Linked DNA regions of Mus musculus: region 2 is linked to region 1. The links are chromatin loops, found by intact Hi-C in ENCODE. Cell type or tissue: left cerebral cortex. All regions are shown on one strand. Links, peaks and the distances in the headings refer to the core of each region. The heading gives the core; the rest is flanking DNA.

Region 1 (15,823 bases), core at 1-8,000:
AAGAAGGCCAGCTGACAGTGTCACCAGTATGCTGACAGCTTTACGTACATTTTTAGTTACTCTCCCACAGCCCTACAATGTCATATCTACCACTGCTACCATCCTGAGGTCAGGAAAATTTCAAAAGATGCTGAAGCTGGCTGGTGTTTGGAACAATGAAGAAACTGAAGACAGGGCTCAGTGGTGGCCACTGGCCCTGCATGTGCCTAGGCCCTGAGTTCAATCCCCAGCATTGTGGGGAGGAGGTGTCAGCAAATAAGCAATAAAACAGGACCCAGTCCCAGCCAGTACAATATCCCTGTTGTTGGGAACAGTTAAGAGTCTAGGGCTTCATTTCTGCATTTACCACCGCAGGTAGGCTGGAACACCAAGGAGCTCTGCTCACAGTTGGTGTTCAGGTAGAGTTTGATGGACAGATGGACCACCAATGTTCTGGTTATCAGGGACTAAAAAAAGTAGACATCAGATAACCTGGGCACATTAACCCTTTAGGTCTTGGAAGGTTTATGTGAAATACAGTAATTGTGTGCTCAAGGCTGGACTACCTGGAAGAGGGCCACTAGAGGGGTATTGTCCCCAAAGAATGACATGTCAGAACCAGGTACTTTGGCTCATAGGCAGAGGTGCCAGCTGCTATGCCTGATAACCTAAGTTAGGTCTCAGAACCCACATGGTGGGATGAGAGAAGGGACCCCTCTAAGTTGTCCTCTGACCTCCACACATACTGTGGCATATCCTACCTGTTCTCTATCAACTTGATACAAGCTAGTGTCATCTAAAAGGAAGGAATCTTAATTGAGAAAATGTCCCCATAAGATTGTAGGGCATTTTCTTGATTAATGATTGATGAAGAGGCCTGCCCATTGTAGACGGTGCCATTCCTTGGCTGGTGATCATGGGTTCTATAAGAAGGCAGGCTGTGGGAGCCGTGATGAGTAAGCCAGTGAGCAGCCCCCTCCATGGCCTCTGTATCAGGGCCTGCTTCCAGGTCTTTCCTGCCCACAGTGCTTTTGATGATGAACTGTGAATGATTATTTTAACCTTTCCTCCCCAAATTGCTTTTGATGATGGTGTCTCATCACAGCAATAGTAACCCTAACATATGCCCCCTCTGCGAATAAATAAGTAAATCTATGTAAGAAAAAAAAAAAGTGAGCTAGGTATGCCTGTAACCCCAGACCTGCGGAAATAAGATAAGAGGCAGGAGAAACAGGAGTTGGAAGCGAGTCTGGATCATCAGAAAAACCTTGTCTCAAACACACACAGGTAGCCAGAGAGAGCACGAGGCAAGCCCAGAGTAGAATCAGTAGGAACCAAGTAAGAAAATGCAGTCCCTAACTTCATTCACTCGCCGGACGGACTCCCAGTGGCAGGCACTGTTCTAGATGCTAGGACTGGAGCAGTGGAAGGGGCAAACCCTTGCCCTGCTTGAGTTCCCATTCTCATAGGACACAATGAAAACAAAAGGAGCAGGTTAGCCTGGTCTACATAGCAAGTTTAAGGTCAGCCAGGGCTATGTAGAGAGACCCTGGCTCGAACAAACCACATCAATACTGAGTCCAGGAGAAATCAAACAAATACTGATAACAGGATACAAAGACTAAGGAATAAGTGTCTGCTCCCATCACCAAGGAAACACCATCCATCCCCTTAAATTTAACACTCTTTCCTCTAGTCTTTGGTACCACAGCCCCCATTTTGTAGCTAAAGAAACTAATAATCACTTGAAAATGCCAAGGAACATGTGTATATTTTCTTCTAGATGACATTGTTTTCTAGCACAAAACTCTCAACTACTGTTATTTCTTCCAGAAATCTCCCCCATCGTGTGTATGTGTGTGTGTGCATGCTCGGTCCCCTAAAACTGATTCTTAACTTACCATCCCCAGAGTATGCTGAGGCCCACACAAATCCCTGGAAAATACAAACAAATGTGTGTATATGAAATGTGTGTATATGATGTCGGGTTTTTGCATTTTGTGTTTGCGGTGCTAGGATCCAACTCAGCTTTGATCACTGAGTTCGTGTTTGTGTAATTTAATATTTGTGTAGAGATGAATCATTGCTGTCATTGTGTCTTGAAAGTGGTCCGAGGGTTATAAAGAACCAGCCTAGGGACTTGGAGATTTAGGTCAGTGGTAGAGCGCTTGCCTAGCAAGCACAAGGCTCTGGGTTAGAGTCTCAGCTCTGGGGGTGGGGTGGGGTGGGGTGGGGAAGAACCAGCCTGGAATAACAGGGATTCCACCTGTGCTGGCTGTTCCTGGTATAAGACACAAAGTCTAATCATACTGAATCATACTGTCCAGAGTGGAGTACATAGGTTTCCAGATCTAGTCAGCAGGCAGGCAACCTCGGATTGGTCCCGCTGTTTTTTGAAGTCTGAATTCAGAGTATCCTGCATATGCATCCTACCACTGAGTTACCTCCCAAACCTGATGTGAGCCCCACACCCCACGTCCCCAACACTCTGTGTGTTAAAAATAGTTTCAAGTAGTAGCTTCAAGTAGCCTACGCTGGCCTCCATCTTATCTCGGGCTAAGGACAACCCTGAATTCCTGACCCTTTTTCTCTACCATCCGAGGGCTGGGATTACAGGCATGCATGAGCAAGCTTAGTTTACGTGGTGCTGGGAATTCAACTCAGGGCCTTGTGCATGCTAAGCAGACACTCTACCAACTGGAGCTACAGTTCCGCTCCCAGATGTTCAGTTTGAAACTCCAAAGCAAAGGCACAGCATGGGCAGTTCTGCAAAAGAATACACTAAAAACAAACAAACAAACAAACAAAAAACACTTGACAAGAAAGCCTCTTTCCTTGGGATTCGGAGAAAATTGATATCCACCTGACTCTCCAGACCCAGTCCAGCCCAGCCCAGCCTTTTGGGATTATATCCTGTCCCACTACTCCCAGGTTAGGGAAGGAACCACAGTTATCCTCTCAACCATTACAGGGGCCACTGAATACTTAGGCCGGCTCACTCCTTAATGTTAGATGGCAAGTCCCCTTCTGACAAGACCACTGTCTAAGTCTCACAATGCCTAAAGCATAGTGAAAAGCTGAAATATTCACTGTAGAAATGGAGGGGCATGGGTTTAAATCCTAACTCTTCCGAAGTGTAAATCTGGATGTCCCATAAACTTCACTGAGCTGTAAAACGCCATAACATTATCCACCTAGAAGAGGTTACCTTGTGATAATGACATAATGGAAGCAATAGCCTAGCACCAAACGCACAGTAAGAGATCAGTAAATGGTTGGTACTGTTATTGATTACCGTCGCTGTTGTTGGTTTAGCACTCGACCCCGAGAGACCTGGGTGTAGCGGGCGGAGGGGCAACTCAGGGGTCCCCCCAAGCTGCCCCAGCGCCGGACGCCTAGGGAATGACCCACACTGGGACTTCCCCATCCCACAGCTCACAGCAGGACTCATTTGACAATCACTTGGAGCGCCAGCACCAGGCCCCTTCCCAGGAAGCTTCGATTCCGCCCGGCCCGCCGGGTCACGCGCTCAGTTACCATTTTCTTGCTCTCCGTGCCACGGTTCGCCTGCCTCGACATGGTGCCCACCGTTCAGTGCCGCCTCACCTCACCTCCTCACAACCCAGATCCCAGACCCCGGGAGTCGCCGATTCAACCCAGCCGCGGCCCCTCAGCGTCTAGGACTGACCGGCCCCTCCTCACTGCGCCTGCGCGGTGTGGCGCAGAGGACCCCGGGACTTGTGGTTCGGCTGACCAAAGTCAGACTACAGCATCCGGCAGTTCTACCCGGAAGTCCCACCCGTGATTCAGCTCGAGCTGCAGCTCCGGAATGCTACCAGCGCCCGGGTGGCTGCACCATTATGGCCGCTAGGTGGCATCCGCACCTTGTGGTAGTCCTACATTGTCCACAGAGTGTCCTTATTTTCCTCCCCCACGACTGGCACTGTGATGTTCTGCAAATTCTTCTCTCTCCCAGACTGGTCTTGGAAAGTCCCTATTTCGAACTGTTTTCTGTTGCTGCAGATCAGCTCCAGAAGCGCCCAGGATGTCCTGAAAAACTAGCGATGGCTCACACAGAGGTCTAAAGTTCATTATAAAAAGTTTGCATGACCACATATTCTATGTCAGGATAGTTAACGGCTTTCTCTTTCAACTGCCATCTGTTCCCAAACCCCAAACACAGCCAAGCCCTGCATCCTTACACTTGTGGCCTTTTTAACAAATCCAAATCACTTACCGTCCCTTCTCTAGAACAGCTACCCTGCCTAGTTCCCAGAAAAACCAAGATGCCGGCTGTGGTGGCACTCAGTGCCGAGTTCTAATCCCAGGCTTGCCATCTGAGGCCAGATGCTGAAGTTCTTTCAGTTGCTGTAAATATTAATGAGACATGAGCACAGATCGTGGGCACAGAAAAGGCACAGAGGAAATGTGATTCCCTTCGAGCTACACTATCAAGACAGTCCAACAGATCCAAACACAGCCCAACAATCGTTGAGGAATGTGCTAGCTGACCAAACCCTTCTTACCCTTCACAGAGGCAAAGCCCTGTCATCACTGACCACAGCCCTTTGGATTTGGCTCCGGCCGTCTCTCCTTAGTGGTCAGCCCTGTGGGCACTGTGCTTGGAATTCAGGTCTCCTCGCTTCAGCCTGCTTGTCTGTCTCTGCAGCAACTATATACTGTTGTGTACCACCCGGCCTTCACCATGACAACTGCTCTGTCCAGATACTGAGCCAGCTAGGCTAGGAGAAGGCTGGAGGGGGGCAAGGGTTTCTCCCAGTCTTTCCCTGAGGTTATAGGACCAATCATTATTATAGCCTTCTCCCTGTAGTACAGACATTCCGGGGCCTCCCTAGAGGCAGAGATCCCTGACTCTCCATCCTGTGGCACGACCTCAGGAGGCTGCATGAGGGTCTCTAGAAGGGAGCAGAAGAAGAAGACAGAAGTCTGTAGCCTTGGGAGAGTAGCAGTGAGGCTAGTCCAGAGCCTCCTTCATTCCCAGGAGAGGGGACAGCTGAGGTGAAAACAGCAGTTGGCCAGCCTGTCAGTCGGTCTGGGCTCCTCCCTGCCGGCTGCCTTGGCTGCCCACAGAAACCTGAGTCACAGTCACAGGCAGCCGCCTGACCCCACCCAGCCTGCTGTCAGGCAGGGCGGTTCTGGACAGACTGGAGGTGGAGCCTCTCCTTGACTTCTCACGGACTCATTATCCCCCCTCTCTGCCTCTGATTCCCGAACTTGGCCCTGCCTTTTCTTTGGGACAGTTCTCCGAGTCATCAGTTTTGAATTAAGGGTGGGGGCGGGGCACATGTATTGATCTGTAAGGTCTCATCCTTGCTCAGACTGCAACCTGAAAACTCCTTGGGGTGGCTGTCAGGGATCAGGAGTAGAGCGCATGCTTTGTATGGGCAAGGCCCTGGGTCTCATCTCCAGCACAAACAAGACAGAACTCCCTACACAGCAGGCCCCAAGTTCTTGGACTTCTCCCTTCAATTTTGAATTCCAGCCCCTCCCTCTCCCTCTCTACCACCTGTAGGGAGTAAGACTTTTAGGAAACCAGATATCCCTCCCGACCCTCATCTCCTGTTCCCTAGAAAAGAAGGCAGTAAGAGTGGAACGTAAGAAATTCAAGGTCATTCTCAGTCAAACAGCGTGTACAAGTCCAGCCTGGGCTACAAGAAGCCCGGTCTCAAAAAAAAAAAAAAAAAAAAAAAGAGAAAGGAAGGAAGGAAGGAAGGAAGAAGGAAAAAAAAAAGGAAATTGGAGAAGAGACCCCAGGACCAGTTGTTTCTCATCCCTAGTAGGAGCTTGAAAAAAGACTTCCTCTAAGACACCCAAAGGCTTGACCTCTGTAGTACAGATTTTTAGTTCCTCCTGCCTAGGAACTTCTGCTCTTCCCTTCCTCCTCAAGAGCTGTAAGGAGAGAAAGAGGCAGCTGGTCACTACTACCCTGAAGGACTTTTCCCAGTCCCAGTCTCAAGCCGCGGGCCCTAGAGGCTAAGAGGCAGTCTAAGTCACAGCCCCTCCTCTTCTTTGTGCTGTGCGGTGGGGGTGGAGCGGGAGTGAGAATCTGGTGGCTGCACTTTCCGCTGCCCCCCAAAAGGCTCCTCCCACTTCCTACTTTGTGGGGGTGGAGGCAGCATCCCAGGCCCTAGTCCTGAGATTTGTATCTGAGTTAAATCTCCTAACCGTTTTCTTCAGTACTGGGTGGGTTCATCCTGGGCTCTGCCCCATCAAAACTAGGCGATTGGGAGCGTTTTGGCTCCTGCCTTCCTTCTAGGACGATTTGCAAGGGGACATCATCCTGATCTTCAGTCAGGGAATTTCCCCAACCCCAGCCCAGCCTGGTGGAGAAACTAACGATTCACTCGCTCTTGTCTATTTCCGTGGAGGGGGAGGAGACTGCCCCGGGCAGCTGAGGCCGACAAAGTTCCCTGCCTCGAGCTGAATGGGCAGGATATCCTCTTGGGGTTTCAGCCCAGATGTTACACATACCCATGATTGCACTTTCTTTGAGAAGGCATGTGGAGCCCCCTCATACCCTTAAACATAAAGGCACCAGTCTTTTCTAAATAAATAAATAGCAAACAAATAAATAAATCTGTTAATCATCAGTTGCTGGGCTGGAGCTCCTGGTCAGTTACAGGGAGAAAAGAGAAGTGTCTATTCTGCCTGCCTACTCCAAACGCATTATAGGGCTGTAGCACTGCCCTGGCTCCCCAAAAGGCATTCTCCCAGGCTCCATATAGGCCCTTCAGCTGTGCCAGAATGCTCTAGCTGTTGCTGGCCAGGAAACCTGCCCCTCCCATTGGCTACCTCTCAGATACCCAGCTGCTCTGCAGTACTAAAGGCTGAGGCCAGGGTTCCTCAACTTTGGTACCTCAGGCATTCTGTGTCCGTGAATTTTCTGTTGTGACAGGGTTGTAGGATTTTTTAAAGCCATATTCTTGTCTCACATTCACTGGATGCCAATAGCACCCTCGGTTGTAACAAAAAAAGTGTCCTTAAACACTGACCAAAATGCCCTCCAGAGTGCCTGTGTAAATGCAAACATGCCTTTGGTGGAGGACTGAAGATGCAGCCAACCACCACACACCTGAGCTACCCCTGCCCAGTTCAGAGAACTCCCCAAAGCCAGTCCTAGATGATCAGACACAAGTGCAGATTTCCAGTTTTCATATCTTTCCCAGGTTGGAATCTCTTGCTCTTAGGCTCCTTTAAATCCACTGTCCCTCTTTATTCCTGAACTCTCCCCACTGTGGGAATCTCACCACTCCCATTTTTTTATCCCAGGACTGGGAGGTAGGAGGAAAACCAGCCCAAGCAGCTGGTCCCTTGTTGGGTTCTCTGCAGGGCTCAGTACGAGCCTATGCCCAGCTCTGGACAATGTAAACCTTAGACCTCTGGATTCACAAGAGACAGCCATGGACTCTAGTATCCATGTGATCACCTCATCCTGCAGATGGGATGACTAACAGCAAATATGGAATGTCATCTTCATCCTCTTTTATATCTGAGTTCCCATCATCGTCATCATCATATGTACTCAGCACTTCCTATATACCAGGCCCTATGCTAAGTACTTCATTTCCATTGTCTTACTTAATCTTTACAATGACCCTCAAAATACTTCATGGCACCATTTAATTTAATTTTTTTATTTATTGTGAAGCATATCTCATACATCCCAATTGCCCTCAAAATTGCCCCATAACCAGGGGTTTTTATTTATTATTATAAATACTATTTAAATATTATAATACTATTTAAAGGGAGTTTTATTATATTCCTTACTTTTAAAAATTGGTGGCATGTGCCTTTAATTCTAGCACCAGGGAGAAAGAAGGTGGATCTCTGTGAATTGGAGGCCATTCTGGTACACTGGGTGAGTTACAGGCCAGCCAGGGCTACACAGTGAGTCCCAATCTAAATATATTTTTTCTTTTGTTTGTTTATTTATTTATTTATTTATGTGTGTGTGTGTGTGTGTGTGTGTGTGTTTGTGTGTTGGTTTCTCTGTGTAGCCCTGGCTGTCTTGGAACTCAATCCGCAGACCAGATTAGCCTTGAACTCAGAAACCTGCCTCCCGGGATGAAGTACATTCTTAATTCTACATAGGAGTGCAGAGATCAGAGAGCAACTTGCAGAAATTCGTTCTCTTCTACCATGTGGGTCCCAGGAATCCAACTCAGATCATCAGGTTTGGCTGAAAGCACCTTTACCCACCAAGCTGTTTTTCCCCCTGAAGCCTGTCTTGAAAGTCTGATCCTCCAGCCTCCACCTTCCAAGTGCCGAGATTGCCGGCCTGTGCCATCACGCCTGTGCCATCACGCCTGCTTGATGTAGTGCTGGAAATCCGAGCCCAGGGCTTAGTGCACGCTAGGCAGCCACTGTGGGCTGCACTGCACCCCCACATCACTACTGCTGTTTATCAACTTTAGAGTTTCAGGAGACGTGTCACTCTCGTTGCTGGCCTTTAGCACCATCCTTTTCTAAAGTCACTCAGCCTCCACCTCGGGCGAATCTTCCCTCCCCCCTCCCCCCAGGGTTCAAAGCGCCAGTTACTTACTACTGGGATAGAAACTGCTGCTAGGTTGCCTGAAACTTCTCCCTTTCCCTGAATCGTACTCCCTGCCCTCTCCCTTGGAATGACTGTTCTGTGGAGGTGCTCTAAGGAAGGAGGGTCCAGTGGTTAGGAAGGGGAAGGAGAGACAGGGAGACAGTGCCTCCCTGGCCCTAATCTGTGGACAACTAGAGAAATGACCTCCAGGTCAGGACAAAGAGCAGGGCTAGGATAGGCAGAGCCCAGCGGCCCCTCCTTCCTCCCTCCAGTCTGGTCCTCTCTGCACCAGTACCTCTACTATCGATCCACCTTCCCAGCAAGCTCCCTGCACCCTGTCCGAAGCCAAGCCCGACTTGGCTCGAAGCCCTCACCTCAGCGGGCGGGCATTGAAACAGGAGATAGGAGAGCCCACTCCAGAGCCCCGAGTATTTTCGGGGAGGAGGGTGAAGTGAGGCTTACTACTCTTTATCGCGACGAGCCGTAGGAAAGAAAAATCCTTCTGGAGAGATGTGGGGGCGGGGGATGGGGGTCTTCTGATGAAGGTAGGGGAGGCTCTAGGCTAGGACCACCCAGTTTGGATCAGGGAGGGCCCCAGCAGATTAGAGACCTGAGTAAAGCGCCTTACAGGGTTGTAATTACTCCCAGAGAAACAGAGAAGACACCAACCCTAGGGTGCAAGAGGAAAAGCGCCTTCGCAGCCATCACCAGAAAAGAGAAAGGATAGCCCTTTTAGGAGTCTCCATGAGACCGTTCTTCAGGCGTTGCAACGCCCCCCCCCCAATAAAGATTTTTGTCTGAGGCAGGCTTGGGAGAGAATTTAGACTGCACGCTAGAGCCTCCAGCATCCAGAGAGAGAATAGGGGATCCTAACCCAGCACCCCACTCCCCTAGTCCCAGCGGCCGGTGAGTCACCCGAGAGCTCCCTACATAGTCTTCAGGCGCGCGGCACGTACCAACGCGCGGCCGCAGGGGGAGTCAGTGTGGCCAGCAGCGTGCCCCCAGCTCGGCGTCCGCCCTGCGGCGACCACAGAAGGAGCATCGTGAAGTTCCGGGAGCTGCATCGCAGGGCGGTGTCGGAGCCCTCTGGTTGTGCCCGTGGTGGCTCCGTACTCCATCACTGCGGGGGCGGTCATCCCCCGCGCACTTGGTACATTCGGAGAGGCCAGGCCCAGCCCGGGCGGTACAATAGGGTTGGGCCGCGACCAGGACTGGGCCGGCGCGGGGCAAAGGAGCAGAATCGCGGTCGCGGAGGACCGACCTCGGGTAGCTGGCTACTCAGAGCTTCGTTAGCCACCGGCCTCTACCTCTCCCACTCGGAACGCCGCCGCCTCTGGGTCTTTGCCCGCTGGGCGGGCCGGGCGGGATGCGCCGCGGGACCCTGGTCCTGGCCTCCGGCCGTCGCCGCCGTCGCGGCTGAGACCCTCCCCCAAAACCTCCAGTGACGCCGCAGCCATGGAGAGTGGCCCGCGTGTGGAGCCCGGCCCGGGCGCACCCGCAGGTAAGCCGGGAGCCACACAAGAGCGAGCCCGGAGGGGGACCGAGTAGCCGCAGGGCGGCCGAGGATGAGGCTGGCGGCTGGGCGGGGACCCCTCCCCCCCGCGCCCTCTGACCACTTAGAAGTTTAAAAATAAAGGCTGTGGCCGCTGCCGAGGCTCCGGGCCACGGACGCATCTTCTGACAGCTGCCTCCTCCCCCCAACCTCCGCGCCGGGAAGCACGGGGCATCGGGATCCGTGGGAACCCGGCTAGGGATTCGATGGGGTGACCCTTCTGCCGCAGCCTGGTGCTATCCTCTCGTCCCCACCCCCACTCTCCTTCGAGATCCACCCCAGACTCTGAAGATCCTCTTTTACTGAGCTGGAGCTACTGTCTTCTCCATCCTCCGCGGGCACGTGTGACCTTAGTCTTAATATGTGTGTTAGGGTACCAGATTCTCAGGTCTGGAACTATGCATACCGAAGCTAGGCCCTCGTACCCCCACGCCCAGGCCCTGGCCCAGACCTCGCCCCCACCCCATCCGTCCAGCTGCCGCGCAAAGGGCCTGTTGCTGTTGTGGGCCGACCAGGAGGGGAGGGAGACGAGGGGGAGGTCTTTAGCGGTGGCTGCCAAGTAACCCGCCGGATAAAGGCGAGGGGGAGGGGGAGGCGGTATTGTTTGGGGCGCGGGTGGGAGCTGGGGAGTGGGCCGCCTTCCCAAAAGCCAGGCCTACTTCAGAGCCCACCCAGTCTGATTTGGGACAGGAGTGACAGAGGTCTGCCGGCACCACGTCACTTCTTTGGGCCGGACTCTGTAGAATGAGGTGACCGCTCAAGGATGGCACTCCCTACATGCCACATCATTCCCTCAGACTGAGGGTTTTTGGATGCTTTACACACACACACACACACACACACACACACAGAGTCTCAATGCCCTAGACCACCAAAGCTCTCCTTTCCACCCCTCACCCCACCAACCACCAGTGTTCTGGACTTCTGCAAACCCCATTCTATCTGGGAGCAGCTGACGAGGGGGTGGGGACAGAATTCTGGTTGGGCCCCGTGTTGGAGGGAGGACTCTTTCTTCCTGGAAGGGGAGGGAAAAGCTTGATTACTGAGGACCCAAGTCCTGATCCACTCACACAGTCATCCCCACATTTCCAGAGAGTTCCCAGCCTAATCCTGTCACCTCCCTGCCCCCTGGGGTGTGGAGCCCCGGATTGAGAGCATCTATAGGGGTGGAGAGCACCCAGGATGAGGTGGGGGCTGCTTGGCTGTGGGTGGGCTCCTCCCTGTGTCTTCGTGGTGCTTGGTGGGGATCTATGACATGTAGGTGGAGATTGGTGGGCTTCTGGAGGTTTACAGACTGTGCTGGCAACGAGGGTGGTCCAGTTTGTCTTGGTTCCACGGAGCCTGAGAGGGGACACCTAGGGAGGCCCAGCCTGGTCTAGCCATCTGCTTACTGGTATTTTGCACCTGAGAGTTCATGGCACTGGGGTGTGCACGAGAGCCCAAATGAGGGCAGGGACACAGCCTTAGCCGGGGCTGGTTTATAATTAGGGCACTTGGATGAGTGGCCCAGACTGTGTATGGGGGCAGGGGTGGGATGCTTGGCTGTACTTGAGGGCCTAGGTGAGTGCGGAAGGCCACATGCAGAGGTCTGGATGAGAAAACTCTTCTATTCACAGGGATCTAGATGGAGTTACAGGACAGGTTGGGTCAGGATCATGCCTTGTTTCTCTATACATTGAGAATCTGAAAGTGACCAAAGCCAAGACTTCCTGAGAGTAAATGACAGGCCCATAGTATGCGCCGGGGAGAATATGGGGCAGTGGTCCGGGGAGAATATGGGGCAGTGGTCTAGGGCTCTGAGTGTTGGTGACGTGACCCTGCTTTCTTCAGGTGCTTAGTTGTACACCGAGCTGTAACAGACAGCATGGGGTAAGGGGACAAGGGTGGCATCCCCTTTAGAGTCAGAAGGCCTGGATGGAAATCCCAGACAGCTGTTTCCTGACTAGTGCCCTGGACCTAGGGATTCTGTTCCCCGGGGAAAACATGGATCAGGGTTTGCGCTGTGAGCCTCTTGTGGTCGATGGGCGATGATGAACCTAAAGGAAGCTGGCATGCAGGCACCAGACACCCTCCTTAAAGTGTGATTACCATTATTGTGGTTAGGCTCATTACAACTGGTGCCAGTGGGGAGGCGTGAACTGTGGGGGAGGGCGGGGATTGGGAAGCAGCTCAGAGTGTAGACACTAGAATCGATGAGTTCCACGTCATAACCTCCACTGGACGATGGGGGGGGGGCTGTTTCTTAACCCAAATCTTAAGTTTTTCCATCTAGAAAGTAAGAATAGTGCTAGAAATGACCCCTTAGGGGCACCAGGCTCTTTAACTTAGCCCCTGGCACACAGTTAGTACTTGGTCAATGCCAGCCTAGGCTTGTGTTTTATTGATATCATTTCTAATTCTGTCAGAGGTCTGAGGACCTCAGATGGACCCCCCATTAGAATTGAAAGGGGGAGGGGGCTGGAGAGATGGCTCAGCGGATAAGAGCACCGACTGATCTTCCAAAGGTCCTGAGTTCAAATCCCAGCAACCACATGGTGGCTCACAACCATCCGTAATTAGATCTGACATCCTCTTCTGGTGTGTCTGAAGACAGCTACAGTGTACTTACATATAATAAATAAATACATACATATAATAAATAAATAGAAAGAAAGAAAGGGGGAGGGGTTGGTATAAATAGGGCAGAATACCAGGCGAGGGACACCTAGACTGATGTGAGGAGCTGGAGGGCACCTGGACAAGAGAGAAGTTCTCCTTGGCAGGAGGAGAGAAAACAGGACTCGGGTCTCTGCACATTGTCCTGTGGCCCCACCATGTGACAGCAGGGTGCTGGTTGCGCTGAGGTGGTGAATGCAGTCAGTCAGAACCTATTCTGACTTAGATGGGGAGCAGATGTGTTCTCTGAAGAAGGGCAAGCACCATGGTTGCCTGCCAATGTGGTGCCGCAGAGCATGGGCTTTGTGGCACACCCCGTAGAAGTTGGGGAGACCGGCCCAATGGACTGCAGATATCCATGCAACAGCCAACATGGTTGATGCCTCCCACTGCCGGACAGTCCCCCTCACTGGACTGGTGGGCTCAGTGTGAGGCCTTTAACGAGCCTCTAATGTGAAGTCACGCATATGCAAATGAGGAATAAGGACATAGGCCAGCTTAGCCCTTCTCCCCCTGCGGATGGCCACTGGCTACTAGTGGGGCAGAGGTAAGCAAGCGAGCCGGAAGCCCGAAAGCAGGGCCCCAGACCAGCGTGGAGGCTCTCAGAGCAGTTAGTAGTTAGTCTCAAGTCTGACTGAGCTTGAACGGAGGCCTTAAGCATGGGAGTCATGTCCTTGGGTCCCCTCTGGGCCAGGGAGGGAGTCCATGAGCGAGGCAGGCTTAGATAATGTAGCTTTGTTGGCTGGTGGTAGCTCTGCCTGGCACCCCGGGGCACAGCCTCCAGTGTTTTCTCCATCACCTCTCAGCTGTAGCTCTTCCCCCAAGGGAAATGGGGAGCTTGGAGTAGGGAACATGATATTGCTGATCCTCCTGAGTTGTCAGGGGAGACGTGGACCTAGGGAAGGAGGTGATTCCTTGGCTCTCTAAACCCCCATTTCTTGTTCCTGTCCCTGTCACCCACCATTTGTTCACGACCTTCACTGTGCCAGGGCAGTGTCCTCTCTCCTTCGTTCCTCATGACAACCCTATGAGGAGGGACTCATTTTCTCCCCATTTTATAGATGAGACCCAGAGAGGTAAGGGTGCTCGCCCAAAGCCACATAGCTAGGAACTGGCAGCCTCAGGAGTTGACGATTCAGCACCAAATCTGAATACAGAATCATCGTGACCAAGCAAGCCAGTGACAGGGTCTGGCCACTTCTCTTCCAAAATGTCCTTCTGTGGGCCTTGTGGTCCACGGTGCCCCCTGTCGTTTCTCCTGGCAGACACTGGTCGCTCGCTATGGGTTCCCTGTGAATCCTGTCAGGTTGGAGGCTGAGTAAATTGAACTCTAGTGGTGAATGATAGTCTAGCTCTAGCTAAAGTTCTCCAGGCTATGGGCTGGGGCTGAGGGAGGGACTCGGCCTGGGCCGCTGGATGGGGTCATTTCCTGCCGCCTAAAATAACAGGAAGTGGGTGCTCCTGATTGGAGGCTAGGGAACAATGGCCGCCAGGCCTGCCAGGGCTCTCCTTCAGAGCCTCTGTCTCACTAAGGCTGCAGAAGCTTCAGCCTAGCTTCAGGACCCTGCCTCCTACCTCTGGGGGAGGCTGGCCTTTCCCAGTGTACAGCTTACAAAACTGCCTAGTTCCTCCAGGCCAGGCTATGCTGCTCTTTAGGAACACCTGTCCTGGCCCAGCATCCAGGCATCCCCCGGGCGTTGTCCTTCCCAGCCATCACCTTCTCCCAGCCCAGATCTTTCCAGGAGGAGAAACCTGGGAACACCCCTCACCCCGTCCCATAGCAGTGAGAGCAGATGGGACAGTTAACCTGACTGCAAACCCCACCTTTATCCTTCACCAGCTGTGTGGCCCTAGCAAGTGTCTTAATTCTCAGAATCTGCTTCTCTGGTTTGTAAAGTGGGGTAATAGTATACCCCCTAAGGATGGAAACAAAGGATGAACTAATGGACATGGCACAAGCCTTGTGTACATTTCTGTGCCTGTGAAGTTCTGAATCCCATGTCTCTTATCTGAGAGAGACACAAGAGTGGCTTGCCCATCATTGTGTGCACCCTTGTCTATGTGGTCTGCTTTCTCTCTTGGGTTCTCTCTGTCTCTGTGACTTGCGCTCGCTCGCTCTCTCTCTCTGTCTCTCTCCTGTCTCTGTGTGTGTGTCTCTTTTTGTCTCTGTCTGTCTGTCTGTCTGTCTGTCTTTCTCTGATGTGTATACCTGTCTTTCTTTGTCTTTGCTCTCTCCCTGCCTCCTGTCCTCATCTGCCAGGTCTAATGTTGACACCTCAGAAGCCATTTCGCGATCTGGATAACTTAGCTGTCTGTCCTGCCTCCTTTGCATCCCGCTCCAGCCTCCCTATTGCTCCCCTCCCTCCCAGGATAAACGTGCTGCTTCCCTCAGCTCTCACTTGACAGACTGCTCTGCTCTGCCTCAGTGGAGGTGGACCTCCCTTCCACTCCTTGGTCTGGGGCCTCACTCCCTGCCTCCTGTTGGCCAGCCTGGGCAGGAGCCTGCCTACCCTGCATTCCTGAGCTCTTAGCTCAGGGCCTGCCTGCCCCATCTGCACCCTTCACTTTTGTGGGGGAACCTCCCTGGGGGAGCCAGCCAGTCACTTCCTTCTTAGGGAGCAGACAGGAGCCTGGAGAAAGGATGTCATGACACCAGGCAGGAACAGCATGACATAAGATTTTGTCATCAGGTAACACGGGGTTCAAACCCTACCCCCGACACAGCCACGCTAGTCAGTATGACTAACAGTTAACTTACCTGTGAAGGAGTAGGGGATATTTAGTACTTTCCCTTTAGGGTAGTCACAAGAATCGAGTGACATAAGAGAACATAGCTTAGGACTTGGCAGAGGACAGCAGGGCCTTCATACAGTCCAGACACTTAGGGTTTAGAGAGACATCTCTGCCCGGAAGCACCTTGGAGGTCCTACTCTCTACTCTTTTTTGCTTTTTGATTGTTTGTCTTGTTTTGGGTTATTGTTTGTTTGGTTGTTTGTTTTGGTTTTGGGTTTTTTTTTTTTTTTTTTTTTTTTTGAGTCAGGGTTTCTCTGTGTTGTTTTGGCTATCCTAGAAATCGCTCT
Region 2 (15,127 bases), core at 2,406-10,405, 60 kb after region 1:
GTTGTCTTCAGACACACCAGAAGAGGGCATCAGATCCCATCACAGATGGTTGTGAGCCACCATGTGGTTGCTGGGACTTGACCTCAGAACCTCTGGAAGAGCAGTCAGTGCTCTTACTCGCTGAACCATCTCTCCAGCCCTTGACAGGATTCTTAATATTCTCTGCCAGGTTGGAAGTCAGCTTTTAGAGAAAAGGGACAGGATTTTTTTGTTTCATTTTTTTTTCAAAGTTTAGCACAATTTCTTATTAAAACATCAATTTCTCTATTACACGAATCCTAAGAATGTTCATCTGAGCAATAAAATATATAAATAATAAAAATGATTTAGGGGCTGGAGAGATGGCTCAGCGGTTAACAGCACTGACTGTTCTTCCGAAGGTCCCGAGTTCAAATCCCAGCAACCACATGGTGGCTCACAACCATCCATAATGAGATCTGACGCCCTCTTCTGGAATGTCTGAAGACAGCTACAGTGTACTTACATATAATAAATAAATGAATCTAAAAAAAGAAAAAGATTTAATCTGCAGGATTTTATTATCAAATTGCAGATACTTCCAAGAGACAGAAATGTGTTTTATATTCACACAGTGACTTGGAAAACCTTTCTTTAAAAAAATCATTTAAGCTGGGCGTGGTAACGCATGCCTTTAATCCCAGCACTTGGGAGGCAGAGGCAGGCAGATTTCTGAGTTCCAGGCCAGGCTGGTCTACAGAGTGAGTTCCAGAACAGCCAGGGCTACACAGAGAAACCCTGTGTCAAAAAAACAAAAACAAACAAACAAACAAAACAACAAAAACAATTCATTTAAAAGGGCAGGAGAGATGGCTTAGAGGTTAGGAGCACTGACTGCTCCTGAGTTCAATTCCCAGCAACCACATGGTGGCTCACAACCATCTGTAATGAGATCTGATGCCCTCTTCTGGGGTGTCTGAAGACAGCGACAATGTACTCATATGCATAAAATCAAAAATTCTTTTTAAAAAATCATTTAAAACAGAGGCGTGGCCTTTGTACTCAAGGTCAGCATAAAACCTGACCATGTTTGTCCCCTTATGTTAAATAAGCCGGAGTCAATCGGGAGGAGGAAACCTTTAGCTCATCTTGTTGGTGATTGATGGGAAAGGACCCAGCTCACTGAGGACAATGCTACCCTCTGGGTAATCCCTGTCCCAGGGCTGTCAGAAAGCGAGGGCGTGTGAGTCACTGGGAGCAAGTCAGTAAGCAGCAGTCGCCCTGAGCTTCAGGCCTCCTGACCTCCTGATCTCAGTACTGCTTGAGGCCCTATGCTGACTTCCCTCACTGATAAGAGTGTGACAGGAGGTGTAAGGTGGTAAGATGAAAGAAACCCTTTCCTCCTTAGGTTGTTTTGGTTATGGCGTGGGGTGGGGTTGTTTTGTTTTTTGTTTTTCAAGACAGGGTTTCTTTGTGTAGCCCTGGCTGTCCTGGAACTCACTCTGTAGACCAGGCTGGCCTCGAACTCAGAAGTCCCCCTGCCTCTGCCTCCCAAGTGCTGGGATTAAAGGCATGCGCCACCACTGCCCAGCTGGTCATGGCGTTTTATTACAGCAATAGAAACCCTATGATATGATACTTGTTGAAGAAATTAATAGAATTGGATGCCCCAGTGCAACCCTGTAATCCCAGCATTCAGGTGAATTCTGAGATACAGCTCAGCCTAGACTACATGGGAAAACTTTTCATTTTATTTTATTTTTTTATTTTGCGATAGGGTCTCTTGTGACTCCAGGATGACCTTGACCTTGTGACGGGTTGACCTTGACTTTCTTCTGGTTTTCCTGCCTCTAACTCTGCCTGTAGCTGGTTCTTCTACTTTGTGGGTTCTTTTACTGCCTCAGCTTTTACCCCCTGCCCCAGTTTCATCCCCTATCATAGATAAAAGAGAAACAAGGATGAGGGAGAGAGGATTTAGAGGAATGGCTGAATCTAATTTCTTTCTTTTTGTTTCTTCTTTGACCATGGCTACTAACAAATTGCAACCAATGACCTAAACGACCAGCAACCACCGAGCCCGACTACCAGGGTAGGATTTATATATATCCTCTGAAAAGTTCCCAGAATTCCAAACAACAAATATTTGCAGAAATTATCTGCAGCTTGCGAAACCATGCTTCCACTAGAGAATAGAGAATGAGGCAAATCGGGGTCAGCTGCTGCAGACAGGTCAAAGTGGCCCCAGATCTCCACACCTGGGATTAAAAAACCCACGTTCTTATAATTTATTTATTTAGTTTTTAGTTTTTCAAGACAGGGTTTCTCTGTGTAGTTCTGTGTAGTCCTGGCTGTCCTGGAACTCACTTTTTAGACCAGGCTGTCCTGGAACTCAGAAATCCACCTGCCTCTGCCTCCCAAGTGCTGGGATTATAGGAGTGCACCACCACTGCCCAGCTTATTTCTGTGTTTTTAAGGAGACCAAAATATTCCAAAATTGTCACTATATCTACCTCCAGAGTATGAACAGCCACACTCAGGATTCTTAGGTACTAGAGATTGAAATCAGCTTTATGTATGATAGGCTCTGTACCAATTGAGTTACATCCCTATCCTTGAGACCCTGCCTTTAAAAGAGAGGTGGGGCTGGCGAGATAGCTCAGTGGTTAAGATCACTGGCTATACTTCCAGAGAACCCAGCTTCAACTCCCAGACCAGGGGATCCCACTGCCTCTCCAGCATCCTCAGGTGCTGCATGCCCATGGCTCACAGACAGACAGATATGGAGGAGGCAAAATACCCACACACACAAAGTAAACAGGATTTTAAAATTTTGGAAAAGAGGAATAGGAGCTGTGAGATGGCTTAATGAGTAAAGGTGCTTGCTGCCAAGCTTGGTGACCTGAGTTTGATCCCTGGAACCCCAGGACAGAAAGAGACACATGACTCTGACTCTGGCAGGTTGTTCTCTGACCTCCAGTGTGTGCTGTGGCATCAGTGCATCTGTAAATAAATGTCTGTTTAAAAGGAGTGATAAATTGTTCTCTGAGATGAGCTCAAAGTCTAGTAAAGGATGCTCAGGGCCGGGTATGGTAAGAACTTGTGAGGTAGAGGCAGGTGGATAGCTAAGTCTGAGGCCAGCCTGGGCTACAGAGTGAGTTCCAGGACACCAGGGCTACCTGAGAAACCCTGTCTTGAAAAACCCAAACTATTCAACCAACCAACCAAACAACCAAGCAAACAAAAAACAATCAGTCAACCAACCATAGGATGGAGACACACACATCACATCAAATTAATTAGAAAGTGCTCTAGAGAAGGGAAGGAAAATTTAGTTATAGACAGGCTAAGCTTGACACTCCTGTGGGAAGTCAGGAAGCATGGTAGCTCCCAGACATTTAGAAATGAGAGTTAAGCAGCTAATCACATCAATGGATGTAAAGGCGCTGTGAACACAGGGGATCAGTGGAGGAGAGTAGGGGACTTGACGAGACTGGATGAGAAGAGAGGGTGAGGACCAGACCCCTGCGACAGTTTCTGGGCCAGTGAAGAGGCAGATGGTACTCGTCTAGCTTATCAGTGTGTTTGCAGTATTTTGCACTAGGCATGGCATGTAGTAGACATCCAGAAAACCTGCAAACTGAAGTTTAAATCGAAACCGAACGTCTCAAGAGGAATTACAGAGTATGCAGCTCACAGGAAATGCTTCACAAGTGGGGAAGTATGAATTACGTAGAATACTACTGAGGCCAGAGAGCTTACAGATTGAGTTGAGCTTGGCGACTTTTCTCTCGTGAGAAAAGTTTACCGATCGATGTGTGTTTTGTCTGCTTTGGCCTGGTATGTGGAGAAATTCATCAACACTCATCATCCCTGCTGGGGCTGCTCTGGTGCTGCTGTTGGTGTTGGTATGCATGACAAAAGCTGATGCACATGAGAACTGGCTCGTCTTGGGACAACCAGATCTTGGGGTACAGAATTTAGCATTTAATACCAAACCAGACCGACCCTAACATCTGTTCTCAAAGAGCTCACAGTCTGCTGGTGACAAAACAGGTGCTTTAGTAATTATAGGTGTAGTCCCTGGGCAGCACACCTAAGGAACTGTCTAAATGGCGGCAACTGCTTTCCCACCTCAGCCATCACGAAGTACCACCACAGCTGGGGCATCAAGTCTCCAGTGTCCGTCAGGTCAAAGCCGCCTGCAGCTGGGAAGGTCTTCCTGTTCTAATCCATGGGCTCAATACAGGAAAGAGGGTGGGGGAAAGCCACCAATCCCTGAGCTCCCCAAGTTCAGGACTTGAGATCCCACCAATCCTTACTCCGGAAATCTCTGCATGCCCTGAAAAGCCCCGCCTCCGAATAAATCCTATATATATAACCCCTGTCCTTCGTTCACTTGCCAGGAGCAGAAACAGCCACTACTCTTCGAGTCTTTGTTCTGTACCCCAAACCCTCCCAATAAATCTGCTTTATGAGATTTGCTGCCTGGTATGGCTTTCTCATTGGAAGAAGCTAAGAAGAAAAGAAGCCATGAAGAGAAGAAGAGAAGAAAGATCAGGGCTGAGGCTCCCGAGCTGCAATGCCTCTGCTGAAGAGGCTTCCTCTCAGAGCGTAGCGGTTCCTGGGCCTTCCGAATCCCTGGATACCCTTCCTTCCATCTGAACAGGAACAGTTTCAATAGCTACAGCAGTACAGTAGCTCGTAAATGCATGACAGAAAAGGTGACGTTTGAACGCTTACATGTGCAGGATTCACTAAGGCAAGCAAGTGCAGAGAAAACCAAACTGCTCTAAAAAACCTTAGTGACCATGTGAGAAACAGCCTCGTAGTGACTTAACATCTGTAAGCTCAGCAGTCATGAATGAGGCTGAGACGAAAAGGCTGCCTTGAGTTTAGGGGACGGCCTGTGCTACCCGGTGATTTCCAGGACAGCTTGGCATACAACGGGAGATTCTGTTCTAAAAATTAAAGTTAACAAAAAACAAAAAAAAACAAAAAACAAAAACCAAGGAGAAAACACAAATCCCAGGGTTTCACTTTCCAGGACATTTGTGGTTCCACAGGTACTAATATACTTCCTGGGCCCATGTTCTTAAAAAACTTCTCTGGGCCAAGTTTGAGGCCAGCCTGCTCTACCTAGAGTATTTCAGTATACCGAGAACCCTGTCTAGAATCCCCGCTCCCCATGAAAAAAATCCCCAAACTAAAAACCTCTTTGGGCTCTTATTGCCATTAAATGGGACAGGAGGTGGCTGTAGGAGAGACCGAGATCCAACGGACTTCTGGGTCCCCTGAGATCACACTATCAAAACAACTCTTCTCCATTTTGCGTTGCGTTTTCTGGGTTCCGGGTGATCAAGTGCCTTCCTTTGTCGGGGACCTCCCAACAACTCTGTGAGGTACAAATTATGAGCCTCACTTTATACAACGATCTGTTCAAGGTCAGAAAGCAGGGGAAGGGTAAGGCACAGAACGAATGCCAAGAGGCCTGATGGCCACCAAACTAGAGACTTTCCGGGGACGTAAGCAGAAGACGAGTGGGTGGGGCTCGGGCCCTCCCTCAGTCCCCCGGAGAGGCCTCTCCAAAATGGTGGGGGCAGTGGCGTCAGCAACGCCCGGGCCCCTTCCGTCCACCTCCCTCCCTCTTCCTCAGGCCACCCAGGCGGGAGCGGGGGGAGGGGGGAACGGAGGCGCAACGCAGTCGCCCACGTGACCGCCGATCTTCGGGCGCGTGACGCAAAGCGGCGGGCCCAACGCTCGCTCTGCCTTGTGGGAAATAGAGTTCGAGAGGACGTCCGGTGAGTCAGGAGAGAGAAACCTAGGACTACATTTCCCAGGAGGTAGCGGAGCGAGGCGGTAGCCGCCGTCGTCGGAGAGCGGGGACGCGGGGCGCGCTAGCGGGCGGGGGCGAGCTTCGGGCCGGTTGTGCCGTTGCGAGATTGCAGCTGTAGTCGCTCCGGCCGGTCAAGGTGAGTGGACGCAGTTGATGGGAGTGAGGACAGCTCAGCTAATCTCTGTGTGTTGGGGTTTTCCTCTTTTCTGGGCGCCGGCTGGGCCCCGGCGAGGGTTAGGCCTAGCGTGCGGCGGCTTCCTCCACGCTCGGCCCGGGCCTGCTCCGAGCGGGCCCTGCTCCATCGGCTCCTCCCCCTCCCCGCCCTTCTCCGCTTCCCTCCGCTCCGGCCTAGTTCTCCGGGCTCCGGCCGCCTTCTCTCTGAAACAGCTTGCACACTTCTGTGCACTGTGCGGGAACGACGGCTTCCACCAACTCCATCTCCCCCCCGCCCCCCAAATCCTGTTTTACGAACCTCGTTATTTGAATTTTTTTTTTCCGGGAACTCTTGCACGCCCTTCCCCCACCAGTCTCCATTGGCCTGGTTCTGTCTTCTAGGGCCCATGTGGCTGCTAGCACACTAAATGTTAGTACTTCTTCTGTGTTTGTTTTTTTTTTAAACTTGTTTGTTCTTTTGTTTTGTTTTCTTCCTCTCTTGGCCAAAAGAGGCCTATTCCAAGTTTATTTCCTATCGGAAAAATAGTTCCCACTTTCTTCCTTTGGTTGCAAGTGAGGCCGACTTGCGTTCCTTCGGTGATTGGCGTGTGCCCTGCTGGTGAGAAGCAGTTGTGTCCCACACTTAAACAACTTTTCTCTTATTTTCTTTGCTCTTGTGATTCTTAATGGGTGGAGCGTGGCGGCGGTAGTTGGCGGCAACATTGGTGGCCCAGAAGTTGGAAGCCATCGGTGAGAGTCCTATGTTAACGAGGAGCTTGCTAATTGGATAGAAACAATATGGCAAGGACGTTATAGGACAGAGCCAAGAAAGACGGCTTTATCAGCTTTTGCGTTTAAATTTCAGTTTTTACTTTAACGTACTTAAGTTTTTTTGTTTTTTTTTTTCTTTTTCTAAAATGGCAGTGCACAACCCTGGCTACCTTTAGTGTAAATATTCAACGAAATTCACTGACGGTTAACCCCTTGTTACCGGGTATGGGAGTTTTCGATTGTGGGTCCTAAGTCGAAAGGCATGTATCCAACTGTCTTTTTTCAGATCTTTCCTAGTTTTGTTTGTGGAAATACTGTCCGTGTGTAGTCAATCCTATTATTTAGACAGCTTAGGTGTATATATTATTCTGTATAAATGTTAAAGACGGCTGGTGCCTTGAAACTTGTGGAGAAAAGTTGGTCTTTGTAGTTTTTAGTTAATTTGCAGATGTGTATCTTGAATTAATATTAGTACTTAGTGAATCAAAAAGTAATGCAGCGAGCTTGCTTTGGCAGCACACATACTAAAATTGGAACGATACAGAGAAGATTAGCAATGGCCCCTGCGCAAATGCAGCTATTTTGGCATGATTGCTTTTTTTTTTTTTTTTTTTTTTAATTTTTGTTTTGCCTAAGACAAGGTCCAGGCTGGCCTCTGAACTCTGTATGTAGCTGATACTGGCCTTGAACTCTTGAGCCTCCTACCTCTACCTTAGAGCGGCTTTTGCCCCTACACCCAACTTGTTTTTGTGTGTGTTGTTTTGTTTTTTGAAGACAGGGTCTTACTGTGTATCTCTGGTTGACCCAAGATTCCAGCCTCCCACTGCCTCGCAAAGGTGAGCCCACCACTCTGGTTTGATTACATTTTGTAAAAAGAACTGGTTGAAGGTTACTACATGTCTGGATGGCTGGGTGTGGTGGTTCTTGTCTTTAATCATAACACTCCGAGGCAATGGTAGGCAGGTTTCTGAGTTCCAGGCCAGCTAGAACTACATAGTGAGAACTTGTCTCAGGAGTGGGGTGGTGGGAGGAGGGGAGAGAGAGAGGCACAGACAGATACAGAGACAGAGAGACACACACAGAACACACTTAATACAAATATCATTTGTTTTTCAGTTCTTTTAGTACCCATGTAGGATCTCTAGTTTTAGAGATTGATTTAGTCTCTAGGTAGGGCCTCTCCTGCCTCTGTCTCTTGAGTGTTGGTGATTGCTGAGGTGAACAGTCACACTTAGTAGGATTGGTATTTTAGTCTGCAGACTAAATACAGCCCTGTTAGAAAGGGGTGCTAGTAATTGTTAGTGCTCCAGTATGCAGCATGTATCTTTGCTACCAAGTGTGGTTACTTTGGAGTTTGGATTGTTTAGTGAGATTATGGGTCACATTCTTGGGGTGTAGTTCAGTGATAGAGAGCTTTTTAGAATACTGGTTTTCCTTAGTGCAAAAGTAAGAAAGAAAAACTATGGTGAGCTGGGCCAGATAGACCTGTGTGCTCTACCCAGGACTTGAGAGACAGAAACAGGTGGATCTCTGAGTTCAAGGTCAGCCTGGTCTAGGCAGCTGGGCCTGTGTAAAGATCCTCCCTTCAAAAATCCAAAACTATAGAAAATGAAAAGTGACCTGCTTTGTATTGGTTATTTTTTGGAAAAAACTCTTGGAGTGTGTCCAAGATTTGCACAGAAGAGGTATTAGGCTGCCTGAGGAGCACAAACTTAAGTTTATTTTAGTCGTCTCCCTCTCCCCCCTTGAGACAGGATCTCTGAGACTAGTCTGTCCTAATGCTATCTCCAAGACATCAGTCACCATGCTTTTATATAGTTTATATTGGACAGATTTTTAAAATGCTACCTTGCTTCTTTGGAGAATTATGAGATCCTGAATTGAAGGAAATGTAATTATGCTATCGGTCAAATACTAGATTTTGGTGGATTGCTTCATACTTATCAGGGTCAGTGAACTGACTGATGTGACTGTGAGTGGGTGAATGGTTCAGTAGTGCCTGGTAGCCTACGTATTCCCAGCATGTGTTGAGGCCCGTGAATACAGTGCAGGAAGCCAAGGCCAGTACGATTACCAGTTGAAGTACTGCCTGGCAGCTGATATGTACACCACGTTGCCCTCTGCCTCTTCTTCCTGAGTGCTTGGGCTAGAGAGTGTTACCATACCTAGCCAGAGTTCTTTTGGAGGAAAGTGAGGAACCCGTTTTGTGGGGTATTAGAGAGAGAATACTCAGGTGGAAGGAATAGTAGGTGTTCAGACAGGAATGGATAGATTTCCTTCTTTTTTTTTTTTTTTTTGGTTTTTCTAGACAGGGTTTCTCTGTATAGCCCTGGTTGTCCTGGAACTCACTTTGTAGACCAGGCTGGCCAGAAATCCACCTGCCTCTGCCTCCTGAGTGCTGGGATTAAAGGCGTGCACCACCACTGCCCGGCTAGATTTGGTCGTTCACTTTTTCTTTTTTTAAAGAAAGCCAAGTATGGCGGACAGGTATAAGAGGGTACAGTAGGTTAGTGAAGGGTTTTTTTCACTAGTACAGGTGAAGAGAGGAAAGATTTGTGACTTAGGTTGTGGGAAGTGATTCATATATTAGATCACTCTTGGTGTAATGAAACACTATAGGGGGTAATGAAGAGGCTGGAGATAGCACTTGCCTGGTGTAGAATAATGGATAGAGGTATAAGTTAGACTTGTAGCATAGACTTCAGGGACTAGTTTTATGTTCTCCAGAGTCAAGACAGTATTACTGTATGGCTCAGTTCAAGATGGTCAGGATCTCTGTATAATTTTTATGCAATGTGCGCATTTTTAGAAATGTCTCCATTATAGTTATAAATATCAAAAAGTTTAGCTATGTGAGAGACGTGTCTTTTCCTGGTTGCTACAGACCTCAACCCTCACCATAGCCTGATGGGTATCCCTGACATGGAGCAGGATCCTGCTTGTCTGTTTATTGCAGGCATTTTAATTTGCTGTTCCATTCTGCGTTTGTGATGCGGGTCTCTGAATGTTCTGTAACTGGGCATGATGGGGCTGGCTTTGGATCCTGGCAGAAGTGCCGGCATGATCAGGAGGAGTTCAGAGAGCCTGGCCTACTAGAGACTTACCTACCATTTTGCTTTCTGCAGCCACCTCTTCACTTCAGAAAAAAAGCAATCCTGGTGCCTTATTTTCTTGGCTTTTATTTATTTATTTGGGCTTTATTTATTTACCTTATTTTTGTTTTCTGAATTTTTTTTCTTTTATTGAAAAAAATTTTTTTCACTATATCTTGAGCCCTTTGAGACCGGGTCTCTCCAAAGCCTGGGTCTCCTAGAGCTCACTTTGTAGAACAGACTGGCCTGCTCTTCCTAAGTGCTGGGTCAAAGGCTGGCCTGATAACATTTTTTAGAAAGTGTTTTGTTTTGGTTTTTTTAAGGGAGGGTCCTCTAAAACACGGAAATACTTTGTTTTGGAACTGAAGTAGGAGTTTTGGGGAGGCAGTACCTTTAAAAAGATAATCATCTGCCCTTGCCTTTTTTTAGCTGACTTATGTTCAAAGTCTCCATTTTTTTTTGCTTTTTTTTTTCTTTGTAGCATCTGAAATGTGGTAACTACAAGCTCAGTCTGTCTCAGAAGACAGAAGGCCAAACAAGGAAAAGTCCAAGAGTTTGAGGACTGGTTGTCTGAGATTTACCAGAGTTTGCCCTGTGTGGTATTGTCTTTAGTTCCGGTGGCTTCTGAAGCTGAGGGTCATGGTCACTTTTAAGGCCTCTCCTTGGATAAATCCGAAGTTAAGTCCTGGTAGCCAAGCATAGCAAGACTGTCTTAAAAAACAAAAAATATGAGGGGCTCTGGGATGTAGGGAGCCTACTTAGCATTTAGAGGCTCTCGTCAGTTTCCAGTACTGTTTAAAGAAAAGACAAAACAAAAACCCAGGAATTAATTGAATTTTGTTGTTGTTTTGTTTGAGAAAGTTTCTCTGTGTAGCTCTGGCTCTGTAGACAAACCAGGCTGGCCTCAAATTCAGAGATCTGCCACCCTTCTGAGCCCTGGGGTTAAGGTGTGAGTCCCTACTACCCAGCTACACTGCTCTTTATTAATATGAGAGAAATGACTGGGCAGGAAGGCTATAGACTTGGCAACTATCCAGAGGAAGGGGGTGGTGAATGGAAAGTCACACGGTGTCATTTGTGAGTGACCACACGGAGAAGGAGTGGTTAGCTTCTATGAAAGAAAAGTGGGCAAACTCAAGAGTGGTGGTAACTCCGTAAGTGATGCTGAGAATTTTTATTTTTAAAATTAATACACATGGGGGCTGGAGAGATTGCTCAGCGGTTAAGAGCACTGGCCGCTCTTCCACAGGTCCTGAGTTCAAATCCCAGCAACCACATGGTGGCTCACAACCATCTGTAACGAGATCTGATGCTCTCTTCTGGAGTGTCTGAAGAAAGCTACAGTGTACTTACATATAATAAATAAGTAAATCTTTTTTTAAAAATTAATACACATCTGTGAAAGCCATTGCTTTGCTTTTAGTAAATTTTTTTGAGGCTAATGATTAGTAACTGGCTTCCTTTAAGTAGGAAGGTTGAGTTATGGAGAGTTGATAGAGTAGTTCACTGAGATGAGGGTGTTAGTAAAGTCATTCAGGAAATTTCATTGTGAGAAAGTCAGCGTTACCTGGGCTTGGCTTTCAGCCTACAGCAGCAAAGATAATAAAACGAGTATTTTGGAACCTCTTTTGGTTTTCTTTTTTGGTTTTTCGAGACAGGGTTTCTCTGTGTAGCCCTGGCTGTCTTGGAACTCTGTAGACCAGGCTGGCCTCGAACTCAGAAATCCGCCTGCCTCTGCCTCCCAAGTGCTGGGATTAAAGGTGTGAGCCATCACCGCCTGGCTATCTTGGAGTCTTAACCAGTATTATTGCCAGTGAACCTAATGATCAGTTTGATCCAAGTCCCAGATGGTGAAAGTTGTTCTCTGATGTGTGTGGGTGTTTGAGAAACAAAACTTTGAGAACAAATGAGATTCTGCTGATCAGAGAGGTCCGTCCGTGCCTTTGGTTCCATCATTCTGCAGGTAGAGAAGTAAGTGGATTTCTAGAGTTCAGTGCCATTTTAGTCCATACAGTGAGTCCCAGGCTAGTCAAAGCTAAGCCATGAAAGCCTGTATCTAAAAGAAGGAACCAGAGAGATGACTCGGGTTAAGAGCAGGCACTATTATTGCAGAAGGCTCAGGTTAGATTCTCAGTACCAGTGTTTGGTTGCTCACAACTGCTTACAACTGCTTCTAAGGGTTTTCCTCTTCTTACAGGGCAAGCACTTTACCATCATTTTAGAGAGAGATTTCTCAGTGTAGCCTTGACTGTTCTGGAACAGATCCTCCTGTGTCTTCTTCTGTGCTGGGATTAAACTGACCGATCTTCATTGGCTTTTAATAAGCTTTTGAATACAGATTACTTGGAACTTCTAGAAGAAAATTTTTTCATTCCTTGTCTATTTTGAGAATAATAACAGTATTCATTTGACAATTATAGAAATAAAGGATGAAATATTGTAAAAACCAATATTTCAAAGAAACTTTACTATAAAAAATTGAAACAGCCACACACAATTCATTTCATTTATTAGTCATTCTGGGTCTTTAATAATAATGGAAGTAAGGACTTTTACTACTTTGATAGAGGACTAAATAGTGCTAGTGGGCCACACTAAAACTTCTCAAATGCATTAGTGCTGTGCTATATTTAGATTTTTAGTTATTACAGTGAATAATTTTCAGCCAGGGCTGAGCAGTGGAGGTGCAGGCCCTTATTCCCAGCACTAGGGAGACAGACAAGTTGATCTCTGTGAGTTCAAGGCCAATCTGATATATAGATCAGGTTCCAGAATAGCCAGCTACAAGTGAGAGACTGTCTTGGAGGGGGGGGGGGTGAGTGGGGTTAGAAAAAAGATCTGGATTAAAAGTGTATTAAGTGTATCAGATCAGAAGAGGGTCTTCCCACTTAAATGACTTAAGTGACTTAATTGTTTTTAAAAATTCTGGGTTGGAGAGATGGCTCATTAGTTAAGAACAATGACTGCTCTTTCAGAGGGACCCAGGTTCAATTCCCCACACCTACATACATGGTTGGTAACTTGCTACTATTGTTTGTGACTGGAGCCACAACATACTCTAAATACAAAATATAATTAAGCCGGGCGTGGTGGCGCACTCCTTTAATCCCAGCACTCGGAGGCAGAGGCAGGCGGATTTCTGATTTCGAGGCCAGCCTGGTCTACAAAGTGAGCTCCAGGACAGCCAGGGCTATACAGAGAAACCCTGTCTCGAAAAACCAAAAAAAAAAAACCAAAATATAATTAAAAAAAAAAGTCCCTCACAGGTATGCTCAGCTGTTGTGCTTTAGTTAATTAAATGTGTAGTCAAGTTGATAGCCAGGAATAGCATCAACACATGGGCTTTTGATTTTTCTGGGTAAGGAGTGTGTGTGATAATAGGGTTTCTCTGTGTAGCCCTGGCTGTCCTGGAACTCACTCTGTAGACCAGGCTAGCCTCGAACTCAAATCCGCCTGCCTCTGCCTCCCAAGTGCTGGGATTACAGGCCTGCGCAAACCACTACTGCCCAGCCCCTTTTTTTTTTTTTTAACCACTTTTCTTGTTTCAGACCACATAATGTGTGTGTGTGTCATAACTGGGCACCAAATTTGGGTTTTCAGGAAGAGCAGCAAGTGCTTGCTCTTAACCTCTGAGCCATCTCACCAGCCTAGACCTGGAACTTTTGATCTCTTATGACTCTGTTTCCATAGTGATGGAATTACTGCCATGCATGTACGCATATCTACCTTGCTTATTAAACTGTTGGAAATTGGATCTGCTGTTGCTTGCATCCTTGGCTACTGAGCTGCATTCCCACTCTTCTTTTTTTTTTTTTTCCTCGAGACAGGGTTCCTCTGTAGCTCTGGCTGTCCTGGAACTCACTTTGTAGACCAGGCTGGCCTCGAACTCAGAAATCCGCCTGCCTCTGCCTCCGGAGTGCTGGGATTAAAGGCTTGCGCCACCACGCCCGGCTCCACACACCCAGATCTTATGTTCATACTGGAGATTCAAATTCAGGTTCTCACCATTGAATGGCAAACAGTTAAACGGTTGGGATAGGGATTTAATTTTTTTTTTTTTTAAAGACAGTTTCAATTTATAGCCTTGGCTATCCTGATACTCACTATGTAGACCAGGCTAACCTAAAACCTAGAGTTCTGTGACATACCATGACTGACTACAGCAAGCACTCTTAATAAATGAACCATCTTTCCAGCCTCTAAAGTAGAACTTTTGTTGTGGGTTTTAAACAATAATAGAATCTTTAAGCTATAGTAGCCATTTTACCACTTCCTCTCATTGCAGAGTTATACCCTGACTGTAATTGAAGAAGCCAGTGGTGCTGCTGGTGTTTTTCAGAGGCAGTTCAAGTTGAATCATTGATTCTACTGAGGTAAATGCTTGGTGGTAAAAAAAATCTTAATGACTACACTAATTTTAAGAAGCATTTATGTTCAACCCAGCCAGGGCTTTATAGTGAGCCCTGTCTCAAAACACACACACACCAGTTATGTTGAATTTATTATCTGGAGTTAAATCCATAGGATTTCTGTCTCAATTTTATGTTGTAATGTGTATATGTGTGTACACATGTGTCTGCAGAGGCCAGGAGAAGGCATTGTGTCTCCTCCTCTCTTACTCTGATCTGTCCCTGTGACGCAGTCTCTGAATGTGGAGCTCTTATTTTCCCACTAGGCCCCAAAGATTCTTTTGTCACCTTCTCCCCACAATGACATCACAGGTAGGATGTTCAGCTTAATACTGGTGCTGGGATCTGAACTCTGACCCTCATGATTTGTGTAAGTACTCTTAACCACTAAATCATCTCTCTAGCCCCCAGGTTATATAGCTATTGCTTGTTTTGAGACGGTGTCACACTGTGAAGCCCTGGTTTGCTTAGAATTTCTTTGTAGACCAGTCTGTCCTCAAACTCAGATATGTCTACCTTTGCTTCCTGGGTGCTGGAATTAAAGGCATCAACCACCACGCCTACCCCTGTAATTTAAAAAGTCTTTGATTAGGTTTATAATGATAATCTGAGTTCTTGGGAAATGAAAGTAGGAGAATTACATAGTGAGTTTTAGGACAGTTTGGTTTGGGAACCCAATCTCCTCTTCCCCCAAAATAAGAAAAAGAAAAATTGAAGTGAGGTGGGGTTTATATATACCTGTAATTCTAGCACCCAGAAGGCTGAGGCAGAATTGACTAAAGTCTGGGGTCAGTTTGGGTTACAGACTATAACCACTCACCACCACCACCCCCGAAAGAAAGGCAGCAGGGGAGACTTTGTTTTGTCAACCAGAACTAGGAAACTAAATCTATAAGTCCAGATTCATTTTT

What was found. A loop is a pair of places that touch in the nucleus more often than their neighbours do. Peaks named below come from ENCODE experiments on the same cell type or tissue, not always from the same donor. Only the 100,000 strongest peaks of a DNase experiment are listed, where the experiment ranks them.
Region 2: a loop joins it to region 1, with 5 times the contacts of the local background. A loop is called at or near these places in 6 of 42 quality-filtered maps.

The regions. Positions count from the first base shown.
Region 1 is chr4:126,250,231-126,266,053 of GRCm38, reverse strand. It overlaps Trappc3 (trafficking protein particle complex 3), which reads right to left and starts at 3,649. Exons shown (of 5, transcript NM_013718.2): 1 at 3,517-3,649. The coding sequence starts at 3,558. It overlaps Map7d1 (MAP7 domain containing 1), which reads left to right and starts at 9,735. Exons shown (of 18, transcript NM_001347198.1): 1 at 9,735-10,037. The coding sequence starts at 9,992. In left cerebral cortex, for the core only: CTCF peaks have their summits at 3,845 (motif pointing right) and 6,225; DNase peaks (open chromatin) are centred at 3,813, 5,061, 6,053 and 6,318; H3K4me3 peaks cover 1,028 bases; H3K27ac peaks cover 3,821 bases.
Region 2 is chr4:126,193,370-126,208,496 of GRCm38, reverse strand. Thrap3 (thyroid hormone receptor associated protein 3) reads left to right here and starts at 5,787. Exons shown (of 12, transcript NM_001356455.1): 1 at 5,787-5,927; 2 at 14,093-14,180. Gm25323 (a small nuclear RNA gene) reads left to right here and starts at 7,220; the gene lies at 7,220-7,322. In left cerebral cortex, for the core only: a CTCF peak has its summit at 6,580; DNase peaks (open chromatin) are centred at 5,701 and 6,614; H3K4me3 peaks cover 2,548 bases; H3K27ac peaks cover 2,703 bases.